Linked DNA regions of Mus musculus: region 2 is linked to region 1. Evidence: chromatin contacts called from ENCODE Hi-C or POLR2A ChIA-PET data. All regions are on one chromosome and are shown on one strand. Each heading gives the region's core, a stretch centred on a gene start or an enhancer-like site at or near the end of the contact. The rest is flanking DNA. Distances are from core to core; before and after follow the strand shown.

The links. Hi-C counts contacts between places; a loop is a spot of excess contacts on that map. ChIA-PET counts read pairs that join two places held with the same protein, here RNA polymerase II (POLR2A).
Region 2: a map of heart shows a loop between it and region 1 (4-fold over the local background). The contact joins two enhancer-like sites. A Hi-C loop is called at or near these places in 1 of 37 maps with a recorded cell type or tissue (heart). POLR2A ChIA-PET finds 5 or more read pairs at or near these places in 1 of 5 experiments (Patski).

The regions. Positions count from the first base shown.
Region 1 is chr5:113,130,637-113,136,932 of GRCm38, reverse strand. The region is part of intron 6 of 2900026A02Rik (RIKEN cDNA 2900026A02 gene); the gene reads left to right. Among named protein-coding and RNA genes, the nearest start is that of 4833439F03Rik, 4.0 kb to the left of the region's middle. Within about 2 kb of position 4,117, at least 1 of the 3 ENCODE cell types and tissues checked has a DNase peak (open chromatin) inside an H3K27ac peak, as active enhancers do; it is heart, where a contact is called at or near this core.
Region 2 is chr5:113,205,982-113,212,347 of GRCm38, reverse strand. All of the region lies in intron 1 of 2900026A02Rik (RIKEN cDNA 2900026A02 gene), which reads left to right. Among named protein-coding and RNA genes, the nearest start is that of 2900026A02Rik, 12 kb to the left of the region's middle. Within about 2 kb of position 2,412, at least 1 of the 3 ENCODE cell types and tissues checked has a DNase peak (open chromatin) inside an H3K27ac peak, as active enhancers do; it is heart, where a contact is called at or near this core.

The DNA.
Region 1 (6,296 bases), core at 2,868-5,367:
GAAGCTTAGTTGCAGTGCCCAATGTCTTCAGATAGCTGGCCTCTGCCCTGGGCTGAGTTGTCCCAGTTTTCAGGGGCGTTCGAGGCCAGACATGGGTTCAGTTATCCCTTTTTGTCCCCAGAGCCAGTGTGGTTATGAGACAGTGTTGGGCAGGGGAATGCAGCTGTCCGCAGAGACCAGGGGACTCAGCAGGGCGCACACAGCCACTGAGCCACTAGGCAGGGGCTCACCCAGGCCAGAAGCCATGCTGTGAGGCTGATCAGGGGTGACTCCTTGTGTGGGAGTCTGCACTCCTTTGGGTCTTGAGTGCTCGCCCATTCTCCGCGAAGGAAGAGCTCGTTCTGTGTCAGCTTGTCTGTCTCCTCCTGCCCCGTTCCCCAGAATCCTCTCCAGGAACACTAGCTCTGTTCCCTGACCTCTGCCCTAGCTCTTCTTGGGCTGTGTGACTTTGGATGCTGCCCTAAGTCTCTGTGCCTCTGTGCATGTGGAGTGTGCTCGCAGTGACAGGCCAGCCACCCAGGTGGCGAGTGGGTGAACATAAATACACCCAGAAGTAGTGTGGATTTCCAGGTCTTCCCACTCCTGCTTGGCCTCTCTCTGGGGTGGGCAGAGCTGGCATTGGCTCAATCCATTCTTAAGTCTCAGTTTCCTCCTCTGTCCAGTGAGGGCACCATGTGCTTGTTCTGAGATGCTGTCAGCACCATGCTGGCACATAGTAAGTAAATACTTGTAAGTCTGTCAGGTGCTAAGATATCCTACTGTGTGTGGTGGGGGACTTGCGTCTTGCTGCAAATCCACCTGGGTGAGATTGGATAGCAGCCTGCCTCTTCCCAGGAGTGTTACTTTGAGTGGATCAGCGGCCTCTGTCCTTTCTGTGCCTTCACTTTCCCCTCTGTGGAATGGAATGATTGGCAGACAAGGAGCACCCCCAAGTGGTGTGTGTAATACCTGGGTTCTGTATGGCCCCTGTGCGTGGCAGCCAAGCCCTCTCTCCCAAACCGTGCCTTCAGAGGTTCCCAACGAAGTGGGGAGTCCGCACACACCCCCTTTCACTCTGAACTTAAATGTTTGTCTTATGGGTGGGAGCTTCCTAAGGCAGGCAGGGGCGTGGGGCTGTAGGCAATCTTACCCCTCATCCAGAAAGGGGCCCCGGGCTGTGTCTAGAGGAGGATTTGTGGCAGCCTGGCTGGAAAGATCTCAAGCCAGCCTTGAAGTCATTGGCTGACGGCGGCCTCTAGCTGTCCCAGATAAGAAAGAAGGAAAATAAAACGGTGCTTAGTCCAGGACCCGGGAGGCAGGAAGGGTCACGGTGCAGAGAAAGGCTGGGTGTGTTAGAGGCCTAGAGACCTGGGTGGGAGGGACAGAATGGGGACTTGGGGGCACAAAAGTACACGGAGGTGTCTGGCTCAGGAGGCCTGGGCGTGAGGAAGAGCGAGAAGTGTGTATGTGTGTGTCTGCATATGTGTGTGTCTCTCTGTGTGTGTCACTGTGTGCAAATGTGAGTGTGTGTCTATCTGTGTATGTGTCTCTGTGTGTGTGTGTCTGTATGACTGTATGTATGTGCCTGCGAGTTGTGTTTGTGTATTTGTATCTCTGTGTTTTCATGTGTGTGTATATCTCTGTGTGTGTGAGTCTGTATGAGTGTGTATGTGTGTCTATGTGCATGTGTCTCTGTGTGTATGTATGTGTGTCTTGAGTGTGTATGTGTTTGTATCTCACTGTGTGCATGTGTGTATGTGTATGTGAGTGTCTGTGTGTGTCTGAGTGTGTGTCTGTGTATGTCTATGTGAGCATCTTGAGTGTGTGTGAATGTCTGCGTGTGTGTTCATGTGGTTGAGTGTATGTGAAAGTGTGTCTGTGTGTGTGTATGTGTCTGTATGTGAGAGTATATGCATGTGTATCTTTCTATGTGTATGTATCTGTGTGTATGTGAGAGGGAAAGTGTGTGTGTGTGTGTGTGTGTGTGTGTGTGTAGGAAGGCTGGCTAAGTGGCCTTAGCCAAGTCCTATCAACCCTTCCTGCCTTACTGGTCCCAACTGTGAACTGGGCTCCCTGGGACTTGTCTGGTAGGTGATTCCAGCCCACCTCCTGTTTTAAGAATCCCTGCTGTAAGCACCATCACTTCCTAGCTATGAGGATGTGTTCTGGACCCCTCATGGGTACCAAAACCTGAGATGCTCAGATCCATATGGAGGCTGGCACAGCATTTGTGCCTCATGTACACACTCTGTCAGCTCTAGGTGGATGCAGGCTCCAATAGGACGGACACACATGTATCCCGGGGCCACTGTCCTGCTAGCCCAGAAGGCCCTTCCTTCCCTGTCCACTGCAGTCCGTCCAGCGGATCTAGGGCAAGGTCATCCCCCTGCCTCAGGAAGGTGTGACTTCTCGCCCCGTGTTCTGGCTCCGTTTCCCTTCCACCCCCCAGTCCTCGCCTCTGCCCTGGGGTAAACTGAGGCCCAAGGAGAATGAGTGACTGGGCCTTAGGACACAGGAAGTCTGGCGTCCTGTCCTGTGCGAGTCAGGCAATGGGGAGAGAGCATATCCTGTTCCTGGCCATCCCTGTCACCCGAGTGCTCTCTTGTAGCTCAGGGCTACCAGAACCAGGTATAGGAAGCAAGCAGGCCACAAGTGACCGGGCTCTCAGCGCTCGGGGGCAGCAGGAGCAGTTGAGGAAGTCACAAGGTGATGCTAAGCCCACCAAAGAAGGCCTGAATAGAGAACATTGAAAGGCTTGGCGGAGGCTGGTGTGCAAGAAGAACCCAAGGCCAAGGTGGCTGGCTCAGTGAGTGGGACAGGATAGTCTGGGTGACAGGGCCTGGCTATGCAGGGCTGAGAACACGGGTAAGAGCATTGAGTTTGGGACCAGGAAGTGCTGTCATCATTGTGGGCCTCTGCGGAATGCTGGGTGAGGACAGAATTATTTTATTGAGCACCTACTGTGTTCCTAACATGGTTGTCACATCTTTTGTGTACCAGATACAGATTCATTGCATCTCCTAAGCACCTACTATGTGCCTACTCCTACTGTGTACCAGGTACAGATGCATCACATACCCTAAGCACCTACTGTGTGCCTTCTGCGTACCAGGTACAGATGCATCACATACCCTAAGCACCTACTGTGTGCCTTCTGTATACCAGGTACAGATGCATCACATAACCTAAGCACCTACTGTGTGCCCTCTGCGTACCAGGCACAGATGTATTGCATCTCCCAAGCACCTACTATGTACCTGTCACTGTTTCTGCATTTCTCCTGGATGCTGGCCCTGAGGAGAGTTCAGCCACACAGCCCCTCTTCCCTCTCCCAGAGCCCTCCCACCCCCCAGGTATCCAGGCTTCCAGCTGCACCCCAGGCCTGGCATGATGTCACTTGTCCATGCGGGCGGGCAGGACAGACAGTTTTCTTCTGGTGAGGCCCCTCCCAAGCTCAGGTCTCTTTTCACCGTCCTGGCGGAGGAATGATGTCACTTCATAGAGAACAATGGTCCCTTTATGGTCCCCAGAGGGGCCCAAGGCTGGGTCGCAGAGCAGGTGCCTCTGGAGTTACAGGCAGGGTAGGGACAAAGGACTTGGCTGCTCCCCAGGGAGCCACTGGGCTCCTGCTGATCCCCCTGCCCCCAAAGCGGGGCGTGTTCGTTTTCCATGTGGAAAATACAGGAACATGGGAAAACAAAACACGGCTCACACGGCTCACACGCTCTCCCAGGGTTGAAATCCACTTGGCATCTGAGCTGCTTCCTTCCCCTCTCTCTTCCTCTCCCAAACAAACCTCTAGCCTCTGTCTCCTCTCAGAGAAATGGACAGGGCAGTGGAAGCAGCTCTATGGAGCACTATCAGGCCCCTGGTGCCATGGTGCCCTGCTGTGTTCGTGAGTTCCAGTCCTCTGCTCTCTGTCTGGACACTTGGCGTCTATGGGATGAAGCCTCCCTCTGCAGCCGCTCTGGCCTTTGTCCGAGGCCCCTGGGCTCTCGCTTCCTCTCCCCTGCAGCAGCTCCACAGATGAGATGTTTTGTACAAAGGCCTGTTGCTTCCTCCACGGGAAACTAGTCATGTCAGACAGGAAGCCCGGAATGTTCATGTCGCTGCCACCGGGAGCCTTGTGTTGGGGCAGCGTGAGGAAGCCATGGGACTGGCTGGCTTGCACTAGGTTACCTCAGTGCTGTGCGGGCCTCGGTCTGAAGCGCTGCTTGTTCCTGTGGTGGAAACACTGAGGTGTCCTCAGACGCAAGCCCTCAAGCCACAGCTGCTTGGTGCTGCTGGCTGGGGAAATGTTCTGGTCTGTGGTGTTTTCACTGTACACACATAGACATAAATAATCACAAGGTGATAGGTTTTCAGCCATGGTGTCTCGCTCTTTTAATCCTGCTACTAAGGAGGTGGATCCAGGAGTTCAGACTTAACCTCGGCTACATGGGGAGCTCAGGGCTAACCTGGGCTATGTAACACTCAGCTTCAAAAAGCCAAAAACAAAGGCTAGGATTTCAGCAGTTGGGGAAATGCTGGCCTACTGTGTACAAAGCCATGAGTTTATTCCCCAGCACTGAACAGTGGTGGTGCTGCAGTGTAGATCTGTCATTAGGGCTCTCGCTGGGCAAAGCCTCAGCAACATTGTTGTGCCACTGTCTGGAACAAGAGTAAGCCATTACCTTCTCTAGTAACATAACTCAATTGTAAGTTTCTAATCTGATTTTTAGCAGTGGTGCAGGTAGGGCTTGAGCCTGGACTCATGTGTCTGAGCCCTTGGTACCCAGCCGGTGGCGCAGTTTTGGAAGGTTGTGGAACCTTTAAGGCTGGCAGAGCTATGCCCCTTGGGACAGGCACTTGAAGGTGACATGGCCTGAGCTGTCTGTTCCCTGAGTGTGAGATGTGAGCCACTTTGGCCCCCCAACCCTCCCGCCATGACAGTCTGAAAGTGAGTTGTGACAGGGCCTCTCAGAGGTCCCCCTCAGGTAGCACACTGTTCAGTCCCTGGCTCCTAGGATGCCCCCAGCCACCTCTGGGGTGGGGACTTAGGGGCTGGGAGTTGAATCCTGGTTCAGTCCCACTCTGAGGAGGTGGGTACATTTTGTGGTTTCTCTATGCCTCCATCTCCCTACTCTGAAGCTGTGGTAGAGATGACTTACATGCAGTTAGCTATGCACGAGGGATGCATGGTGCAGTGTCCTCCACATAGTTGGACTTCCAGAACCTTCCTGTCATGGCTGGCGCTGCCACGTTGTCACAGAGCAGCCAGACACTGGCAGGTGCCTGTGCCCACACTTACTGGTGTCCTGCAACACCCGTGTTGAGGCTGAGGTGAGCTCTTCTGCAGATGCCAGGGCTCCCTCTCCCCCTCCTCCTCTGTCTTGGAGCAGTTAGTTTGTACAAATGGCTGCCATACTCAGAGGATCTCAGAGCAACCTTGTAGAGAGGCTCACAGGGCAGGGATTGGAAGCCTCATGTCACCAGTCACTGAGGAACTGGCTCTTCAAGGCTGGTTCACCTGAAAGCAAGTCCCCAGACTGCAGGTGCGACTTGGAGTTGGCCAACATCTGGCCTCCAACCTCATGAGAGACCCTGAGGTAGACATTCATCAAATGCCGTCCTTGATCGATAGCTCTGGAAACCAGCATGGGCACGAACCGTTGTCAAGGCTATTCGTTATGCAACACAAGGTGACAGATACATACTTCTCACTGAGACCCTCGGGGATAGTAGAGTGACCTACCCATGATCCCTTTTAGTGTATGCCTTTTTTATCTCTTGGGGTTCTTGCCTATGAAGGAGGCTGTGGTCGAAGCCAGCCATCTCTTTAGGGGTTAGCGGTAACCTGCTATGTGGGGCTGGAGTGCATCGCTTATATCCAGTTGTATCCAAAGTGCTCAGCTTCCTATTTAGATCCTGCCTCACCGTGAAGGCATTGTGACCTCCACACACAGTGGCTTCTCCCCAGGCAAGGACTCCTGTCCCACTGCCCTGCCCCAGGAAAGGAAGACCCTGCAGCAGATGTTTACAAAGAACTGAAGGTGGTGAAGGCTGTGCTGGGGTGGGGCTCAGTGGTGTGAGTGCTTGCCTAGACGAGCTCCAAGACCTGAGTTTGATCCCTAATACTGTACAGACTGAGTGAATGTGGTATCACACGCCCGTGATCCCAGCACTTATGTGGGAGAGAGGAAGCTGAAGGGCCAGGAGTTCAGGGCCATTCTTGGCTATAATGAATTGGGGCTAACCTGGGCTAACTGAGGGAATCCTCTGGGTCCCCCACAATATAGAAAGGGAAAAAAAGACAGTTTCTGAAGTTGTTTCTTCTT
Region 2 (6,366 bases), core at 1,163-3,662, 77 kb before region 1:
GTATGTCCTCGCCGTGGGTCACTAGTCTAATGACTGATTCTACTCAGTGCTCTGTCTCCTGTGTGACCTTGTGTGGGGCCCTTGACCTCTCTGAGCTTCTTTCAAGTACTCACTGGGCACCTGCAGGGGTCAGCTCTGCTGGTTGTTGCAGGGAGCACACAACGGAGATGGTGTTTATGGAATGGAGGGAGGGGGCAGGACTTGAGGGAGGAGAAGGTGCACCCGAGAGCTAGGCTTTCGTGGTTCGTAGCTGTGCATCTCTTTCTGGTAAGGACAGCGGTCACCATTGGTACTGGCCACCTGACCTCATTAAGAGCTGTTTGGGGCTGGGGTGACAGTTCAGTAGGGTGCTTACCGTTTAAGAAGGAGGAGCCACATGCTGGGATTGGAGGCTTAAGTGTGCATGAGTGCATGTATGTGGAGTGCTCAACTAGTTGGTGAGCTCCAGGTCCCAGGGAGAGACCCTGTCTCAAAAATGAAAGTGAAAAACAGACAGAAATAAGCAAACCCAGCAAGCAACGTGAAAGTAGACAGACACATACACACAGATGTACACACTTGCACACACATGCATGCATACACACACAGACAGACATGCACTTACACACACAGATATATACATTCACAGACACACACATCCATGTGTACACACACAGACACAGACACACACTCATAGACATACTCACACATGCATGCATACACAGACAAATATGCACATACCTACACACAGAGACACACACACAGACACATGCACAGACACATAGACAGACAGACACATGCACACACAGAGAGACATACACATATGAACACACAGTCACATATAGACACACATACACATGCATGCACACACAGACACTCTCAGACACACAGACACATGCACAGACACACAGACAGGCAGACACATGCACACACAGAGACACATACACATATGAACACACAGTCACATATGGATACACGTGCATGCACACACAGAGACACACACAGGCACACACATGCATTCATACACACAGAGACACTTAAGCTCCAATCCCAAATACACTTGCTCACTCGTTTCACATGGGTCTTTGTACTTTGGAAACAGGGTCTCATGTAGCCCAGGCTAGGCCTTAAACTTATTACATAGCTGAGGCTGACCCTGTCCTCCTGATTGAGCTACTGAAGCCCGTGTTCTCAGTGCTGGGATAAGGACTGAGGGCATCATGCACGGCAGGCTGGTTCTCTACACTGAGCCGCACCCCAGACCTGCCTCCTGTGTTTCTATTCTTACCCCCTTGATAGAAGGCTCAGCAGCCCTGCTGCCACCCTAGAAGATGGTGGCCTGGAGAGAGTGAGCTCTATTCCCAGGCTCACACAGCTGGGATGAGAATTAAAGGTTGTGGCCAGTTCTGTGTGTGCCACAGGCCTGAAGATGAAGGTCACCTCAAACACAGCTGGGTCATGGGGAAAGGCCTCAGACAGGGAGTCCTGGCTGCTAAGAGGCCAGGGACACAGTTTCCACCATCAGTGTGGTTTGCCCCCTTGCATAGAGGAGCATGAGGGAGCCTGGCCACCTGCCACCTACCCTCGAGTCTCCCAAAGAATTCAGATGGAAGTCTTGGTCCCAGAACTAAAGCCCAGGCCAGGAGGCTCTGACTGCCCGGCCCCTGTGATCCTCTTCCCCAGCCCTGAGTGTGCGTGGGCGTTGTGTTTGCCCCCCAGGACCTAACACAGCCAAGGCTCCTCTCCCAGGTATGGGTGTGCCCGCTTGTCCCTGCATCACAGGGTCTGAAATTTCCAGGGTGGTGAGAGGCCTGGCTTCCTGAGTTACTTTAAACTCTTGTCCCTGTCTATCAAGGAAGGAGAAAGAATGGAGATTGGGAAGGGCCAGCCAGCATCCTCTCCGCCTGCTGCATATCCCACAGCTCCCCTCACCCCCCACTTCCTTAAGGTTTCCTTGATGTGCGCTCAGGGTAGCAGGAGGTCCTTCTGGAGAAAGCTGAGCAGTGACTCCCAGGAGGCAGGGGTGGGGGTGGGGGTGGAGGGGGTGTTTCTCTGTGCCCACGTCCGTGCCCCTGTGTTACTGGCTACCATGTTGCGTGGAGAAAAGAAGTTAAATTGGGTTTTTGGAGCTGAGGGGGAGCCATTTCCTTCCTCCTTGAGAAAGGCCTGTGTGAATGAATCACGTCCTGTCTTTAAATTCGCAGCCTACCAATGTCAAGGCCTCGCTGGCACTGCCGGACTGACGGAGGCCTGCCTGCTCAACGGATGTTGGGCAGCGATTGACTTCAGATGCCCTAAGAGGTGTCACCGGTGGCTCTTATGGGAGCCAAGTCTCTCTGTGTAGCATTCTGCCACTTACCAGCATGTCCTCTTGGGACACACACACTGGGTCCCGGGCTCTCGGCAGCTGTTCTCACAGGAACCTGGACCTATCCCGGAGGGGAGGTCTGGATAGGGCAAGGCCGGAGCCCTGGCGCTCACAGTCTGGATGCTGAGGTTTTGGGAAACACCAGCCCCTTATTTACTTTCCTCTGGGAAGCACAGTGCAGAGTCGCGGTCCTGAAGACCCAGGGGCATCACGGGCCCTACTGAGGTCTCCTCTCACTTTCTGCATGGACTCTGCCTGGTCGGGCGACCCTCACATCCATGGGCCCTGCTTCCTGGATCCGCTGCCTGGGAAGCCCCTCCCTTGGCAGGCTCCTCCTTCACATGTAGGTCTGAGCCTAGGTCCCATGTCCCCTTTCCCAGGAGGCTTCAAGGTTAGGGTTAGGACTGTAGACCTGGACCCCGCCCCCTGACCTCTGACCCTTCCACGTTGCCCAACCCCCTGCCAGTTCTTCCTCCCGAAGCGCAGGAGACATCACTACCTAGACGGTTCTTATTTAACAAGGTCTTGCAGAGTGACCCGTAACTACAGGCTCGCAGGTGGCCTGTCCTCCTATGGAGCTTGCTCTGACCAGGGAACCGGAGTGCTTAACATTCTGGATTCTGAGCCTCAGGAATTCAGGGCTAGTCAGGGCTCTAAGGGAAGCATCTGGCACTGGAGAGAGTGGGAGGAGGGCCGACCCTGACTAAGGAAAGGGAGGGTCCTGGGTGGGGAAGCTTGCATTTGGGTGCATTCCCACTGCCGAGCCCGAGCCCTTCACTGTCTCTCAGAAAACACTGCTATTGTCTGATTTCCAGCTCTGGAAGGGAGGGCGAGGGGACCTCTGCCAAAGGGACGTTTGTTTATTTGAGCGTTGGATGAGAGTGGCTGTCCTCCTAAGACCTTGGCTCCAGGAGCCTCATTGGGGTTTGTGGATGGGGCAGATGGCAGTAAACCACACTCTGCCTCTTTGTTAAGCATTAAAAACAAGAAGGTTTTTGCTAGAACCTGCTGCTCTGCAAACAGCCGAGCTACCCCACAGAGGCCTCCCCCATCAGAACAGCACACCACTGCTCTGACAGGGTGGGGAGGCATTTTGCAGGGTGCAGATTTTGCCAATTCTTTTTTTTTGGGGGTGGTGGCTGTTCTTTTCAACTTTGCAGAGCTACAGATGTGTCCAGCTTTGTGGACGCCCTTCCCGACACCCTTCCTGCTTAGCATCACGCCCTTAGCTGCTTTGTGAACTTCCCTTGGGATAGTTTAATCCCAAGCCAGGATGCCCCAGTCTGTTTAGCCACTCCCCAGTCTCTGGGCAAGCACGTTCCTTTAGCCTTGTGCCCCAGTGCCCTCCTCTGATTTCTACCATGGTGTACTGTGCAAGGGAAGGGTTCTTTCTTCCCACGAGTTTTCTACCACAGGGCCTTTGCACAACTCCTCTTTTTCTCTGTGTGTGTTGTTGTATGTGTGTGTATAGTATGTGTGTGTATATGCATGTGTTGTTTCCCTTGTATGTATTTGTGTGTTGTATGTGTGTGTATGCATGTGTTATCTTTGTGTGCATTGTATGTATTTGTGTGTGGGGGGCACATATGTCATAGATAGATGTTGGGTGTCTTCCCTGCTGACCCTCTTTCTCAGTGGCTGACTCCACCTCTCCCTGATAGGCTGGGTTGGCAGGCTAGCTGTGAACGAGGTGACTTCAGGAGTGGGTGGTTAACTTTGCGACTGTTGGCCTTGGCTTCCTGCCCTGGGCTGGATCCCTGTGTACTTCCTTAGCGCCTCCGGCAGTCAGACACTGAGTCTGCTCCTCTGGCCCAGCTGGGGAAACTGAGGGCCCAGTTACACAGCTGACATCATGAGCCAGAACCCCAGTCCCACTCTGACCACACAGTCACACCCCATCCAGGCAGCCTGACCCTCAGGATCCTGATTTTGAAGGACTGTCCTAGTTCACTCCTGCTAGTTAGCCGCTGAGCAGTTAAGACTTTGGGACTCTGCAATTTTGTAACAAGCATGAGCTTGGTTCAGGCAAGTATCCCTTTCTACTTTACTTCCTCCCCTCAGTGCTCCCTGGTGTCTTAGGGTTACTATTGTAATGAAATGCCATGGCCAATACACTTGAGGAGGAAAGGGTCTATTTGGCTTACACTTTCATATCACAGGACAGGCACTCTGTCAGGGCAGGAACCTGGAGGCAGGAGCTGATGCAGAGGCCATGGAGGGTGCTGCTTACTGGCTTGTTCCCCATGGCTTGCTCAGCCTGTTTTCTTATAGAACCCAGGACCACCTGCCCAGGGATGGCCCCTCCCACAATTGTCGGGGCCCTCCCCCATCAATCACTAATTAAGAAAATGCCCTACAGGCTTGCCCACAGTTTGGTCTTACAGAGAGACCTTTTCTCAGTTGAGGCTCCCTCCCCTCCATGACTTTAGCTTGTGTCATGTTGACATAAAACTATCCAGTCAGTGAGGAATCCAGGTGACATGTCCAAACAATTCTTTTAAAGGGGATAGGGACTTTCCTGGTGTCAGTGACAGGGCACCCCTGACCCTCTTGTCCCCTGCTGCCTGGAGCTGCACTTTTTGTGGGAATTTGGAGCCTTGCCTTGGGGAGTGGAGTGGGGGATGGAACCCCACAGGAAGCCAGATTACTTTGCTCATTACCGATGGATGTGTTCTGCCAGAAGCTGTCTTCGATGCTGAAGCTGCTGTTGTGGATTTTTTACTGGGGAGGGGCAGGGTCTTGAAGAACACACTGCTTGTGTACACACTTAGTCTCCTCTCTTGTTTGTCATGACCCACCTTCCCCTGCATGTCCACAGGCTGACCAGACCTGTTCACACGTGTGTTCCTGGCTCCTGTCACATGGTAGGGGACTCACATGTAAACACTGCTGAGTGCTTTTTCCTGTCTGTGATTCAGAAACCTTTTGACTGACAGCTGAGGACACCCAGGCTGGGGAGGGCCTTCATGGTGAGCTGTAACTGGACTTTTGGATTCTTTATTGGGTTCTTATACCTACCACTCTTCTCCACCCCAATCCTTCCCAACCCCCCGCCCGACACTAGGCAGGCGAGAAAGAATGGGAAAGGAGACATAGACCTCGTTGGACTACTTCCTGCTGATTAGGGGCATTGAGTTCCTTGGAGCAAGTCCAATCTTTGTGGTCAGGATGTCTCCAACCCATAATCCAGCAAACAGCAAATGCACTATCAGGAACCACCAGCTGCTGCTGCCCCTCCACTCCTGCTCTAGGCTCTGGTTTTCTTTATACCCGCTCAAGAGTCCCCAGAATTCCAACATAAACTATTCTTCAGCTGGTAGAATCACGCCCCTGCCAGAGCATGAGACAAATCATAGCCGGCTGCTGTGGGCAATCTGAAGCAGCCCTGTATTCCACACCTGGGAATAAAACAAAAACATAATCACATAACCATTTTTTTTAAGAAACCAAACTTGTCACTGTTGTGAGGCGTCACCCCCAGCTCCCCCAGTACATCTTCTTCCCCCCCACCCCCCGTCTTCCATTTCTACCTCCCCAGAGGCCCACAGCCCTGCAACAGGCTGGACTGGCCACTCCTAGCAGGTCTGTAACTCCATTATCTCCTGCTCTGCAAAGCACAGTGGAGTCCTTAGAGAGGGAGGTAGGGAGGGAGGCATTCCAATAGAGCCCCAAATTATTCTACACACTGAGCACAGACCCCTTCCCCACCCCCACCAGCCCCAGCTGCCTCTTCTCCCTGCTCTTAACATCTAGACGTCTGCTTCTTCCTTGTCCACCATCTCCAATCTCCCAGGCCACACGGCTGTGGTGTCACCCCTTCCTGGAGCCTTCCTTGATGACTATCAGTGAGGGACCCTACTCTCTTCCTCACTGAGGACACCTTCATCTTTGCCTGACCTGAGTCCATCTGAGCCACACCCTGCTCTCTGAACACCTCCTCAACTTGGCTTTTGGGTTCATTACTAAGGTGGACTCAATAAATGTTGGAGAAGGTTAAGGTCAGCCAGGATAAGCGAGTG